Regions from separate parts of the Mus musculus genome. Here region 1 is linked to region 2. Evidence: chromatin loops called from intact Hi-C (ENCODE). Cell type or tissue: left cerebral cortex. All regions are shown on one strand. Links, peaks and the distances in the headings refer to the core of each region. The heading gives the core; the rest is flanking DNA.

The links. Hi-C counts contacts between places; a loop is a spot of excess contacts. Peaks named below come from ENCODE experiments on the same cell type or tissue, not always from the same donor. Only the 100,000 strongest peaks of a DNase experiment are listed, where the experiment ranks them.
Region 1: a loop joins it to region 2, with 5 times the contacts of the local background. A loop is called at or near these places in 9 of 42 quality-filtered maps.

Annotation. Positions count from the first base shown.
Region 1 is chr7:5,207,911-5,215,682 of GRCm38, reverse strand. No RefSeq gene overlaps it. Among named protein-coding and RNA genes, the nearest start is that of Vmn1r57, 8.7 kb to the left of the region's middle. In left cerebral cortex, for the core only: no CTCF peak of the experiment used is centred there; a DNase peak (open chromatin) is centred at 3,753.
Region 2 is chr7:5,451,297-5,459,068 of GRCm38, reverse strand. It overlaps Vmn1r59 (vomeronasal 1 receptor 59), which reads left to right and starts at 4,310. Exons shown (of 1, transcript NM_207543.1): 1 at 4,310-5,242. The coding sequence starts at 4,310. The coding sequence ends at 5,242. In left cerebral cortex, for the core only: no CTCF peak of the experiment used is centred there; no DNase peak of the experiment used is centred there.

The DNA.
Region 1 (7,772 bases), core at 1,153-6,152, 240 kb after region 2:
CCATTTTTACTATATTGATCCTGCTACTCCATGAGCATGGGAGATCTTTCCATCTTCTGAGATCTTCTTCAATATCTTTCTTCAGAGACTTGAAGTTCTTTTCATACAGATCTTTCCCTTCCTTAGTTAGAGTCACACCAAGGTATTTTATATTATTTGTGACTGTTGTAAAGGGTGTTGTTTCTCTAATTTCTTTCTCAGCCCATTTATCCTTTGTGTAGAGAAAAGCCGTTGATTTGAATGAGTTAATTTTATAACCAGCTACTTCACTGAAGGTGTTTATCAGGTTTAAGAGTTCTCTGGTGGAATTTTTAGGGTCACTTATATATACTATCATTTCATCTGCAAATAGTGATATTTTGACTTCTTCCTTTCCAATCTGTATCCCCTTGAGTCCTTTTGTTGTCAAATTGCTCTGGCTAGGACTTCAAGTACTATATTGATAGGTAGGGAGAAAGTGGGCAGCCTTGTCTAGACCCTGATTTTAGTGGGATTGCTCCAAGTTTCTCTCCATTTAGTTTGATGTTGGCTACTGGTTTGCTGTACTTTGCTTTTATTATGTTTAAATAATGGGCCTTGAATTTCTGATCTTTCCATGACCATTAACATGAAGACGTGTTGGATTTTGTCAAATGATTTCTCAGCATCTAACAAACTGATCATGTGGTTTTTGTCTTTGAGTTTGTTTATATACTGGATTACGTTGATGGATTTCCATATATTAAACCATCCCTGCATCCCTGGGATGAAGCCTACTTCATCATGATGGATGATCATTTTGATGTGTTCTTGGATTCACTTTGCGAGCATTTTATTTAGTATTTTTACATTGATATTCGTAAGGGAAATTGGCCTGAAGTTCTCTTTCTTTGATGGATCTTTGTGTAGTTTAGGTCTCAGACTAATTGTGGCTTCATAGAATGAATTGGGTAGATTACTTTCTGTTTCTATTTTGTGGAATAGTTTGAGGAGAGCTGGAATTAGGTCTTCTTTGAAGGTATAATAGAACTCTTCACTAAACCCATCTGGTCCTGGGCTTTTTTTGGTTGGGAGACTATTGATGACTGCTTCTATTTCTTTAGGGCAAAAGGAACTGTTTAGATAGTTAATCTGATCCGGATTTTACTTTGGTACCTGGTATCTGTCTAGGAAGTTGTCCATTTCATCCACTTTTTCCTATTTTGTTGAGTATAACCTTTTATAGTAGGATCTGATGATGTTTTGGTTTTCCTTAGGTTCTGTTGTTATGTCTCCCCTTTCATTTCTGATTTTGTTAATTAGGATACTGTCCCTGTGCCCTCTAGTTAGTCTGGCTAAGGGTTGACCTATCTTGTTGATTTTTTTCAAAGAACCAGCTCCTGGTTTGGTTGATTATTTGAATAGTTCTTTTTGTTTCCACTTGGTTGATTTCAGCTCTGAGTTTGATTATTTCCTGCCCTCTACTCCTCTTTGTTGAATTTGCCTCCATTTGTTCTAGAGCTTTCAGGTGTGCTGTCATGCTGCTAGTGTATGCTCTCTCCAGTTTCTATTTGGAGGCACTCAGGGCTATGAGTTTTCCTCTTAGGACTGCCTTCATTGTGTCCCATATGTTTGGGTATGTTGTGGCTTCATTTTCATTAAACTCTAAAAAGTCTTTAATTTCTTTCTTTATTTCATCCTTGACCAAGGAATCACTGAGTGGAGTGTTTTTCAGTTTCCACATGAATGTTGGCTTTCTATTATTAATGCTATTATTGAAGATCCGTGGTGATCTAATAGGATGCATGGGATAATTTCAATATTTTTGTATGTGTTGAGGCCTGTTTGGTGACTGATTATATGGTCAATTTTGGAGGAGGTATCATGAGGTGATGAGAAGAAGGTATATCTTTTTGTTTTGGGATAAATATTCAGTAGGTATTCATTAAATCCATTTGTTTCATAACTCCTGTTAGTGTCCATGTGTCTCTGTTTAGTTTCTGTTTCCAGGATCTGTCCATTGGTGAGAGTGGGGTGTTGAAGTCTCCCACTATTATTGTGCAAGGTGCAATGTGTGCCTTAAGCTTTACTAAACTTTCTTTAATGAATGTGGATGCCCTTGCATTTGGAGCATAGATATTCAGAACTGAGAGTTCATCTTGGAATATTTTACTTTTGATGAGTATGAAGTGGCCATCCTTGTCTTATTTTTATAACTTTGGGTTGGAAGTCAGTTTTATTCAATATTAGAATGGCTATGCCAGCTTGTTTCTTCAGACCAATTGCTTGGAAAATTGTTTTCTAGCCTTTCACTCTGAGGTAGTGTCTGTCTTTTTCCCTGAGGTGGGTTTCCTGTAAGCAGCAAAATGTTGAGTCTCGTTTGTGTAGCCAGTCTATTACTCTATACTTTCATTGAGGAATTGAGTCTATTGATGTTAAGAGATATTAAAGAAAAGTAATTATTCTTCCTGTTATTTTGATGTTAGAGTTGGGATTCTGTTCTTGCGGTGGTCTACTTTTAGGTTTATTGAAGGATTACTTCCTTGCTTTTTCTTGGGTGTAGTTTCCGTCCTTGTGTTGGAGTTTTCCCTTTATTATCCTTTGAAGGGCTGGATTCATGGGAAGATATTGTGTGAATTTGGTTTTTTCATGGAATACTTCAGTTTCAACATCTATGTTAATTGAGAGTTTTGCTGGATATAGTAGCCTGGGCTGGCATTTGTGTTCTCTTAGTGTCTGTATACCATCTGACCAGGATCATCTGGCTTTCATAGTCTCTGGTGAGAAGTCTGGTGTAATTTGAATAAGCCTACCTTTATATTTTACTTAACCTTTTTCCCTTATTGCTTTTAATATTCTGTCTTTATTTAGTGCATTTGTTGTTCTGATTATTATGTGTCAGGAGGAATTTCTTTTCTGGTCAAGTCTATTTGGAGTTCTGTAGGCTTCTTGTATGTTCATGAGCATCTCTTTCTTTAGGTTTGGGAAGTTTTCTTCTATAATTTTGTTGAAAATATTTGCTGGCCCTTTAAGTTGAAAATCTTCATTCTCATCTACTCCTATTATCCGTAGGTTGGGTCTTCTCATTGTGTCCTGGATTTCCTGATGTTTTGAGTTAGGATCTTTGTGCATTTTGCATTTTCTTTGATTGTTGTGCCCATGTTCTCTATGGAATCTTCTGCACCTGAGATTCTCTCTACCATGTCTTTTATTCTGTTGCTGATGCTTGCATCTATAGCTCCTTTTTTCTTTCCTAGGGTTTCTATCTCCAGAGGTGTCTCACTTTGGGTTTTCTTTATTGTTTCTAGTTTCCTTTTTAGGACTTGAATGTTTTTGTTCAATTCCATCACCTGTTTGTTTGTGTTTTCCTGTAATTCTTTAAGGGATTTTTGTGTTTCCTCTTTAAGGACTTCTACATGTTTAGCAGTGTTCTCCTATATTTCTTTAAGTGAGTTATTAATGACTTTCATTAAAGTCCTCTACCAGCATCATGAGATATTATTTTAAATCCGAATCTTGCTTTTCGGGTGTGTCAGTGTATCCAGGACTGGCTGAGGTGGGAGTGCTGGGTTCTGATGATGGTGAGAGGTCTTGGTTTCTGTTAGTAAGATACTTATGTTTGCCTTTTGCCATCTGGTAATCTCTGGCATTAGTTGTTATACTTGTCTCTGCCTGGAGCTTGTTCATCCTGTGATTCTGTTAGCCTCTGTCAGCAGTCCTAGGAGTTCAGCTTTCTTCTGAGTCTCAGTGGTCAGTACTCTCTGCAGGCAAGCTCTCCTCTTGCAGGGAAGGTGCACAGAGGTCTGGCATTCAGACCTGCCTCCTGGCTGAAGATGAAGGCCTGAAACAGGGCCTGTCCCAGAAGATGTGTTGCCTCTGCAGTTTGTGTGCTCACCTGCTCAGACTGGTCTCAGAGGGACCTGGGACACTAGATGGCTCCCTCACCTGCTCTGGTGGCCGGAGCCCTCCAGGAGGCGACCTCTCCTCTGGTGGGGAAGGTGCCCAGATGTCTAGAGCCCAAAATGGGATCTGTCCCAGAAGCTGTGTCACTTCTGCAATCCTCTCTCTTACCCTCTGCAGTCCGCACATTCACCTGTGCAGACTGATTTCTGAGGGACCCAGGACAGAAGATGGCTCCCTCACCTGCTCTAGCCACCTCTACTTTGTCGGGGAAGGTGCCCGGATGTCTGGAGTCACAAACGGGTTCTGTCCTAGAAGTTGTGTGGCTTCTGCCTGTCCCAGAAGCTTCGTCCCTTCTGCAGTCTGCTCCCTCACCCTCCTCAGTCCACGCGTTCACCTGCTCAGACTGGTCTCAGAGGGACCTGGGACACCAATAAATGAATATTTGAGAAGAAAACATACTTCATATGATAACCCACAAATTAAGACAAACATTGCATATTTTCCTTAGTTTGTAGACATTAGCTTTGAATATTGAGTTATATGTGTTTAATGTAGGATACTTGTATAAAAGTAAGAGACATAGGATTAAGGGTCTTCCGATAAACACAGTCATTTAAGGATTAAAAGAGATAATGGAAAGTGATGAATTATATTGAGGGGATGGAGGAGAAAATATGGGGAGATTTAATACTAATTGCCATTTTAGAAGGCTTCATGAAAACATATTAATGCAGAATTTTAGAAACTATATTTTCTATCTCTATCTTACAAACACAATGTGGAGAGAGACAGAGAGACAGAGACAGAGAGACAGAGAGACAGAGAGGGACAGATGGAGAAGTGGTTAGAGGGAGAGTAAGAGTGGATACCCTTCCTGCTTTACCATCACTCACCTTAGAATCAGTACTGAGTCCTGTAGGATGTCTGTTTATTAAATGTGGCATTATAGACCTTTCATCCCTGTCTTCATTCCCACATCTCTCATAGATAGATCTCACTGTCCTAGATCAAAAAACATTCAAAATCCTGCTCAATGCACCAATATATCTGTGGACTGGATTAGTGGAATTTAAGACTGGGTTCTCCTTGAGACTAGTGATTACAAAAAAAAAAAAAAAAAGCAATTGGATATCCATAAGATACGCTAATATTTTATTATTATTATTTTATTAGATATTTTCTTCATTTAGACTTCAAATGCTATCCCCAAAGTGCCTATACCCTCTCCCCACCCTGCTCCACAACAAACCCACTCCTGATTTCTGGTTCTGGTATTCCCCTGTACTGGGATATAAGAGCTTTGCAAGACCAAGGGCCTCTCCATCAATTGATGGCCAACTAGTCCATCATCTGCTACCTATGCAACTAGAGACATATCTCTGGGGAGTACTGGTTGGTTCATATTGTTGTTCCTCCTATAGGGTTGCAGACCCCTATAGCTCCATGGGTACTTTCTCTAGCTCCTTCATTAGGGGCCCTGTGTTCCATCCAATAAATAACTGGGAGCATACACTTCTGTATTTGCCAGACACTGACATAGCCTCACAAAGAGAGCTTTATCATGGTCCTGTAAGCAAAATCTTTCTGGCATATGCAATAGTGTCTGGTTTGGGTGGTTGTATATATGATGGTACCACACGTGGTGCATTCTCTGGATGGTCCTTCCTTCCATCTCAGCTCTGAACTTTGTCTCTCTAACTCCTTCCATGGGTATCTTGTTCCCCATTCTAAGAAGAAGCGAAGTATCCACACTCTGGTCTTCCTTCTTCTTGAGTTTCATGTGTTTTGCAAATTGTATCTTGGATGGTCTAAGTTTCTGGGCTAATAACTGCTTATAAGTGAGTGCATATCATATGAGCTCTTTTGTGATTGGGTTATCTCACTCAGGATTATATCCTACAGATATATCCATTTGCCTAAGAATTTCATAAATTCATTGTTTTTAATCTCTGAGTAGTACTCCATTGTGTAAAAGTAGCACAATTTCTGAATCCATTTTTTTTTAGGGGCATCTGGGTTCTTTCCAGCTTCTGGCTATTATAAATAAGGCTGCTATGAACATAGTGGAGCATGTATCCTTATTACAAGTTGGTACATCTTCTGGGTATATGCCCAGGAGAAAAATTGCTGGATCTTACAGTAGTACTATGCCCAATTTTCTGAGGAATTGCCAGATTGATTTCCAGAGTAGTTGTACCTGCTTGCAATCCCACAACCAATGGAGGGATGATCCTCTTTGACCACATCCTCAAATTGAAGACACAGAAATGAACCCACACACCTATGGTCACATGATCTATGACAAGGGAGCTAAAACCATCTAGTGGAAAAAAGACAGCATTTTCTTTTTTTTTTTTCCATTTTTTATTAGGTATTTAGCTCATTTACATTTCCAATGCTATACCAAAAGTCCCCCTTACCCACCCACCCCCACTCCCCTACCCACCCACTCCCCCCCTTTGGCCCTGGCGTTCCCCTGTACCGGGGCACACAAAGTCTGCGTGTCCAATGGGCCTCTCTTTCCAGTGATGGCCGACTAGGCCATCTTTTGATACATATGCAGCTAGAGTCAAGAGCTCCGGGGTACTGGTTAGTTCATAATGTTGTTCCACCTATAGGGTTGAAGATCCCTTTAGCTCCTTGGGTACTTTCTCTAGCTCCTCCATTGGGAGCCCTGTGATCCATCCATTAGCTGACTGTGAGCATCCACTTCTGTGTTTGCTAGGCCCCGGCATAGTCTCACAAGAGACAGCTACATCTGGGTCCTTTCAGTAAAATCTTGCTAGTGTATGCAATGGTGTCAGCATTTGGAAGCTGATTATGGGGTGGATCCCTGGATATGGCAGTCTCTACATGGTCCATCCTTTCATCTCAGCTCCATACTTTGTTTCTGTAACTCCTTCCATGGGTGTTTTGTTCCCACTTCTAAGGAGGGGCATAGTGTCCACACTTCAGTCTTCATTTTTCTTGAGTTTCATGTGTTTAGGAAATTGTATCTTATATCGTGGGTATCCTAGGTTTTGGGCTAGTATCCACTTATCAGTGAGTACATATTGTGAGAGTTCCTTTGTGATTGTGTTACCTCACTCAGGATGATGCTCTCCAGGTCCATCCATTTGGCTAGGAATTTCATAAATTCATTCTTTTTAATAGCTGAGTAGTACTCCATTGTGTAGATGTACCACATTTTCTGTATCCATTCCTCTGTTGAGGGGCATCTGGGTTCTTTCCAGTTTCTGGCTATTATAAATAAGGCTGCTATGAACATAGTGGAGCATGTGTCCTTCTTACCAGTTGGGGCTTCTTCTGGATATATGCCCAGGAGAGGTATTGCTGGATCCTCCGGTAGTACTATGTCCAATTTTCTGAGGAACCGCCAGACTGATTTCCAGAGTGGTTGTACAAGCCTGCAATCCCACCAACAATGGAGGAGTGTTCCTCTTTCTCCACATCCTCGCCAGCATCTGCTGTCACCTGAATTTTTGATCTTAGCCATTCTCACTGGTGTGAGGTGGAATCTCAGGGTTGTTTTGATTTGCATTTCCCTGATGATTAAGGATGTTGAACATTTTTTCAGGTGCTTCTCTGCCATTCGGTATTCCTCAGGTGAGAATTCTTTGTTCAGTTCTGAGCCCCATTTTTTAAGGGGGTTATTTGATTTTCTGAGGTCCACCTTCTTGAGTTCTTTATATATGTTGGATATTAGTCCCCTATCTGATTTAGGATAGGTAAAGATCCTTTCCCAGTCTGTTGGTGGTCTTTTTGTCTTATAGACAGTGTCTTTTGCCTTGCAGAAACTTTGGAGTTTCATTAGGTCCCATTTGTCAATTCTCGATCTTACAGCACAAGCCATTGCTGTTCTGTTCAGGAATTTTTCCCCTGTGCCCATATCTTCAAGGCTTTTCCCCACT
Region 2 (7,772 bases), core at 1,121-6,120:
TATGTGGAAAGATTTTACTCAGACTCCTTCCTCACTAGAGATGAACAGAAAAAGATACGACAGGCATTTCCGGTGTTTGAGGCTGCCGATGGAGGCCGTGTTCATGCACTGGTAGAATACATTCAAATTAAGGAACTTGCGGAGTCAGTCCGTAATTATGGAGTTAGTGCCAGTTTTACTATTTCTCAAGTCGAGAGGCTTGCCACTCTGGCCATGACTCCAGGAGACTGGCAGACAACAGTGAAGGCTGCACTCCCTAATATGGGGCAATATATGGAGTGGAAAGCCTTGTGGTATGATGCCTCTCAGGCGCAGGCCAAAGTCAATGCCACTGCTGAAGGCGATCAAAGAAATTGGACACTTGATCTGCTAACAGGACAAGGGCAGTATGCCAATGATCAAACAAATTACAACTGTGGAGCATACCCTCAAATCTCCACTGCTGCCATTAAGGCATGGAAGGCACTTTCCAGAAAGGGAGAGTCTGGGGGTCACTTAACAAAAATCATACAAGGCCCCCAAGAGTCATTCTCAGACTTTGTGGCTACGATGACAGTGGCAGCAGGCAGGGTCTTTGGAGATCCTGAACAGACAATGCCTTTAGTGGAACAGTTGGTCTATGAGCAAGCCACACAGGAATGCAGAGCAGCTATTACACCTAGGAAAAGCAAAGGGTTACACGATTGGCTGAGAGTTTGCCGAGAATTTGGAGGCCCGCTTACTAATGCCGGCCTCACGGCTGCCATCCTGCAGGGCCAAAGGCATTCAGGTACAGGTGATCGCAAGGTCTGCTATAACTGTGGCAAACCAGGACATCTAAAATGGGAGTGCCAGGCCCTCACAAAAAAGAAAGTACCAGGACTGCGTACTAAATGTGGGAAAGGTTATCACTGGGCCAGTGAGTGTCACTCAGTTAGAGACATCAGAGGCAGGCTTATTCAGCCCAGACCTCTCCAGGCAGAAGGAGGTGAAGACACTCCAAAAAACGGGTATCTGGGTCCCAGGTCTCAGGGCCCCAAAACATATGGGACCCTAGCTCACAACAAATGGACACCACGGTCCGCAGAGCTACAGAACTCTCAGCAGGAGTGAACCTCCATTCCACCACCCAATTCATGCTAATGCCACAGATGGGCGTGCAACCTGTCCCCACGGACTATAAAGGCCCCTTACCCTTGGGAAGTGTTGGCCTTATTTTGGGTCGATCCTCCTTACCTTAAAGGGACTTATTGTTCACCCTGGAATAATAGATCAAGATTACAAGGCTTCACAGTCATCTATTGGTTGGAACACAGGACTCCCAATGGAGGAGCTATAGAATGTAACCAAGGAGTTGAGGGGTTCTGCAACCCAATAGGTGGAACAGCAATATCAACTAACCAGTACCCCCAGAGCTTGTGTCTCTAGCTGCATATGTAGCATAAGATGGCCTAGTCGGCTATCTTTGGGAAGAGAGGCCCCTTGGACTTGCAATCTTTATATGTCCCAGTACAGGGGAACACCATGGCCAGAAGTGTGAGTGGATGTGTAGGGGAGCATGGCATCGTGAGGGTACAGGGAACTTTTGGGATAGCATTTGAAATGTAAATAAAGAAAATATCTAATAAAAAATTCATTTATCTACAAACTTCATAATAATATTTTGATAAGCAGATGAATAGTATCCCATGGTCATTATCCATTCATTATCTGATGGATATTTAAACTGTTTCTATATCATGGCTATAGTGAATATATCATCCATGGTTGATTGCCTATATTATTAACTGATTCCTCAATCCATTTTCTTGAGTGTACTTAAAGAATTGGTTCTTTCCATGTAAATTTCTATAAAAACTGGTACTGTCTAGTATAATTATAAATCTCCATGGAGGCCTCAGAAAATGAATCATGATCTATCTTAAAGCAAATCAACCCTGGAATAACCCAAGAAGTCATGGTAGGGAATACAGGCTTCAGTTGTTTGATTGGTCACAATAAAATGCCCTTGTCCACACATGGGAAAATGCAAGATTACAGACTGCATGGTCTGGAAGGTCTTGATGTCAGCCAGATTTTGCAAGGTGAAAGCATATTATGCAACACACACACACACCTGGAAATAAACCTAATATATCTCTTGATCTCCCCTGAAGAGCACCTCTCTACACCTGATGCCAACACAACTTTAACACTTAAATACTCCCTAAGGAAACAAGGAAAACTTCCTCTAATTTTGGCTCTACTACTCATTATGATATAACAAACTCCTGGGCATCATCATTAATTACCAGAAAGTGAAAATGGTGATTTGCCTTTGAAATAAATGTTTCCTTTCATTAAAAGTTTTCCAATATACCCATACAGTCATATTCAATAACACCACAGATGACAAGGGAATGGACTGTCTGAAGGATTTCAGGACCTGACACTGCCCCTTTATGAGCTCTGATATCTGGCTTCATTCAGCAATCTGCACAGCATTTTATGGGAGAGGTAGGCACTTCTTTGAATCTGTCTTAGGAAATGGATACACAAAGATGTTCTTCAAAGGGAGAGGAACTCAGAGCTATGTTTCTTCAGTAACTGTTCAGGAGCTGGCCTACATCTCTGTGAGCAACCCCATCTTTGCTGGTACTAAGCAGGTGAGAAATCTGCAAGTTAAAATTCTGCTTCAAGTTCTCTTCTCACTCCTACAATTCACGGGGTCTTCCAAAGTGAACATTAGTCATTAGAATGGTTTTGTATTTCTCTCCCTAATTTACCTAATTATGTCAATGATTTCATTAGTCTAAAGACATGTGTATTTCATGGCTCAGTACTTATTTGAAAATGTACTTTAATGTTACATGTATACATTAGATAACTGGTTTTTAGTTGTTGCATGGAGGCTTTTTCATCATATAGAGGAACAAATAAAGTCAATTGCAGATGAAACTTTAGCTAAATAAAACAAGTATTAAATTAATCTGTGTGTACACAGCATTTAATGGTGATGGTGATAATGTTTCTTATGGTTCACAAAAAAGGAGATGACTCAGCTATGTGTCCAGCACCCAATTCCTCAGAAAAATCAAGTAAAACACAGACTGTTATGAATCAACAGAATGCTAGGATCCCTCAGAATTTTTTTCCAAATAAATGATACAAGTGTAATTCAAGGTTCTTTTGTGTGAAGAGAAAACTAGCACATTTTAAAAATAATATTTCGTTTTTTTATCATTATGATGAGTAGTGTGAAAAATATATTATATGTAATAATTTGGGGACATATTTCATTAACTTTAAAAAAGATTTTATTTTCTTGTTTTTTGTTCATTTATTTAATGTATTTGAGTACACTGTAGATGTCTTCAGACACACCAGAAGAGAGCAACTTATCCCATTACAGATGGTTCAGAGCCACCATGTGGTTGCCTTGAATAGAACTCAGGACCTTTGGAAAAGCAGTAAGTGTCCTTAACCACTGAGCCACCTTCTCAGTTCCTCATTGTATTTGATTCTAAAACATGGATTTTAATTTTGTGTTACATTTTTAAAGATTTCTTTATTTATTTTTATTTTATGTGCAGTGGTGTTTTGCCTTCATGTATGACTGGGAAGGTCCAAATCCCCTGGAATTGGATTCACACACAGTTATAAGTAGCCATTTTAGAAATAGAACACAGGTCATCTGGAAGCGCCCTTAACTCCTGAGAAATCTCCACAACACTTGATCAAATATGTAAAAGATATACTTATTTTATTTTATGCCTATTACGGTTTTGCTTGTGTGCATGACTAGAAATACATGAGTAAAGCACCACGAAGCTGAGTAGAGGTCATCAGATTCAGAATCATCTCTCCAACAACAAATTTGTATTTCTTAACACATTGTTATAACATGAGGGATGATATCAATTCTCCTGAAGCAAAAATGCACTCCTGTCTACAAACATTCATGTACAAACATTCAGAGCCCATGCTGTGTTAAAAAGGCTGCCATACTGTTGAACAACTCAGGTAGAGTTGCATTATACACATACACGCACACACACACACACACACACAAACACACTCTTACATCATGAGTGAAGGGAAAGAAAAATAAGTCTGATGTTCATATTCTGGATCAATGTCCATTCATTGTTTTCCAGAAAAATCTCCTGTAGTGTGTCAAAGCAGTGCCAGCTTTTCAAACGAACAAGCAAACAAACAAACAAAACTCCAAATCAATTGAAAATCTTAGATAATTGAGAAGATTCTTGAAGACAGCACTGTCTAACCCGATCCTTACACCACTGTGCTATGAAGCCATGTCCATGTTGTCTCAGAATAAACCCTGAAAACCATGGAAATGTTGGCTCTTCAGATCCTTTTGCTTTGCCAGGTTGTGGTTGGGACTGTGGGCAACATCCTTCTGTTTGTCCATAATTTCTCTCCAGTCTTGACTGACTCCAGACTGAGGCCCATACAGGTCATTCTAATCAACTTGGCTGTGGCCAATGCATTCATGCTCCTTCTCTTGACATATTCACATGACATGATTGATTTTGTTCCAAGGAAGCCTCCAACTGACCTCAAATGTAAACTTGCATACTTCTTTCACATGGTGGCTCAAGGCACAATCATGTGTTCCACCTGTGTCCTCAGCACCTACCAGTTTGTCACTGTTGTTCCTGGTACCTGGGCTAGGGTCATGTTCAGAGAAATATCCCCCAAGGTCGTGAGCTATTCTTGTTTCAGTTGCTGGTTGTTCAGTGTCTTACATAATGCTTACATCCCAATGAATGTCAGTGGTCCACAGAAAACACACAATGACTCTGATTCTAAAGGCAATTCAATATGCTCCATCTCTGGGGTCAATGTAGACATGCATTTCTTGCGGTTTTCCCATGACATCATATTCCTTGGCATCATGGCCTGGACCAGTGTCTCCATGATGATTCACCTAAACAGACACCACCAGAGAATGAACCGCATACATAAGGTCAATCAAAACAACAGAGGCCATGCTGAGACCAGAGCAGCCCACACCATCCTGATGCTGGTGGTCACATTTGTGAGCTTATATATTCTAAATTGTATTAGTATTTTATTTCACATTTCCTTTGTGGAATCTCGTCTCTGGTCGAGGCATGTCATAAAAGTTCTAGCTCTAAGCTTTCCCACCATTTCTCCCTTACTTTTGATATTTAGGGATCCTAGGGGTCATTGTTCTCTGCTCTTCAGTGTGGGACTGGAAATCCACGTGACTGGGGGAGTCATTACAGAGGAACAGTAAGGTCAAAACATGTCCATAACTTGAAAAATCTCACCCTGACAGCAGCAGGAGTAGGACTAACCCTGCCTTGCTCTAGGACTGCATCTACCCACACACAGAGCCAGTCCATCCCCAGGCTCTGCCACCATGAGATAGTCATGTAGCCTAGTGGCCAGGATGCAGGGTAAAATATCCTATCTCCTTATAAGAACATATCCAGCTAGAACCAGGAATTCCTAATCATGCAATGAAGCAGTCCCAGCAACTGGACCACTGCCTATGATGTACACTCATCCCAAAAAATCCTACCCTCACTCCAATTGTTGTATAGACCATGACACCCCCAATAAAGATGTCTGTTTCACTGAAAACCATCTTGAGAGAAGGCTGTTTTTCCTAGACTCAACACTAGATGATATTCTTCTACCATGGCTGCACAAATATGCCTGTTTATTGGTTTTATAAAGGACAGCTACTTATTTCTTTGAGATACTTTTCTATCCAGCCACTTTGTGTAAGTTATCTATGAGCTGTAGGAATTCTAATGTATAATTTATAGGGTCACTAATATTTATACTCTCCGGTCATCTATGAATGGTGATACTTTGACTACTTCTTTTCCAATTTGTATCCCCATTAATTTCCTTTTGTTCTCTTATTGCTCTAGTTAGGACTTCAAGTACTGTATTGAGTAGAAAGGGAAAGAGTGGGCAGCCTTGCTTTTCCTGATTTTAGAATTATTGCTTTGATTTTCTCCCCATTAAATTTGCTTTTGGTTATTGGCTTTCTGCATATTGTTTTTATTATTGTTTTTATTCTTTGGGGTACGTGCCTTGTATTTCTGAACTCTCTAAAACTTTTAACATAAAGGGGTGTTCGATTTTGTCAAAGGCATTCTCACCATCTTATGAGATGATACTGTGAATTTTTTCTTTCAGTTTGTTTATATGGCGATTACATTGGTGAATTTATATATATTGAGCCATATCTGCATCTAAAAGACGAAGCCTACTTGATCGTGGTGGATGATGTCTTTGATGCGTTCTTGGACTTGTTTTGTGAGTATTTTATTGAGTATTTTTGCATCTGTGTTTATACAAGAAATTGGTCTGAAATTGTATTTCTTTTTGGGTCTTTGTGTGATTTAGATATCAGGGTGACTATGGTCTTGTCAGATGAATTTGACAATGTTGCTTCTGTTTCAATTTTGTGGGATAATGTGAGGAGTATTGTTATTAGTTCTTTTTTAAAGGACAATTTAGTTCTGCCTAAAGCTATCTGGCTCTGGGCTTTTATTTTTCTTGAAACTTTTGATGATTGCTTTTAATTCTTTAGGGGTTATAGGACTTTTTCGTTTATTTACCTGATCCTCATTCAACTGATAATTGGAGTCTTCAGGAATACTATCCATTTCACTTAGATTTTTTTTTCCAATATTGTGAACTACATGCTTTTAAAATAAGACCAAATGATTCTTTGGATTTTCTCCATGTCTGTTGCTATATCTCCCTTTTCATTTCTGACTCTTCTTATTTGTATATTGTCTTTCAGCCTTTTACTTAGTTCAAGTAAGGGCTTGTCTATCTTGGTGATTTCTTCAAAGAACCATCTCTTGGATTTGTTGATTCTTTCAGTCACTTTCTTTGTTTCTAAATCATTGAATTCAGCCATGAGCTTTGTTATTTCCTGCCATCTACTCTTCTTGGGTGTGTTTCTATCTTTTATCTAAAGGTTTCAGGAGTACTATTAAGTTGCTAGTATGCAATCTTTCTAATTTGGTGCTGAGACTGAAGGAAGGACAATCCAGAGACTGCCCCATTTGGGGATGCATCCGCTAAATAACCACCAAACCCAGACACCAACAAGATTTTGCTGACAGGACCCTGATATAGCTGTCTCCTGTGAGGCTATTCCAGTACATAACAAATACAGAAGTGCATGCTCACAGTCATCTATTGGATGCAAATAAGGGTCCCCATTGAAGGAGACAGAGAAAGTACCCAAGGGGCTAAAGGGGTCTGCAGCCCTATAGGAGGAACAATATGAATTAGGCAGTACCCTCAGAGCTCGTGTCTCTAGCTGCATATGTAACAGAAGATGGCCTATTCGGCTGTCAGTGGGAGGAGGGGCCCTTCCTTTTGCAAATATTCTATCCCCAAGTATAGGGGAATGCCAGGGCAGGAAGAGGAAGTGGGTGCATTGAGGAGCAGGGAAATGGGGAGGGTGTAGGGGATTATCAGAGAGAAATCTAGGAAAAGTGATGGCATTTGAAATGTAAATGAAGACATCATTTAATAAAAAATAAATCTTAAAAATATAAAAATAATAATCACACTACAATTCACAGAGAGGAAGAAGCTAAGTAAGAAATGGGGCTTAAAAGGAGGGGGGCATAAGGGATTGCATGGATCCTCCTGTAAAGAGAAATAGTACAAATTGTGCAGTTGAACTATAGGCAAGTATTCAGGGAAATATGGGGAATCATATGAGAGAAAGATGACTGAAAAGAGAGAGAGAGAGAGAGAGAGAGAGAGAGAGAGAGAGAGAGAGA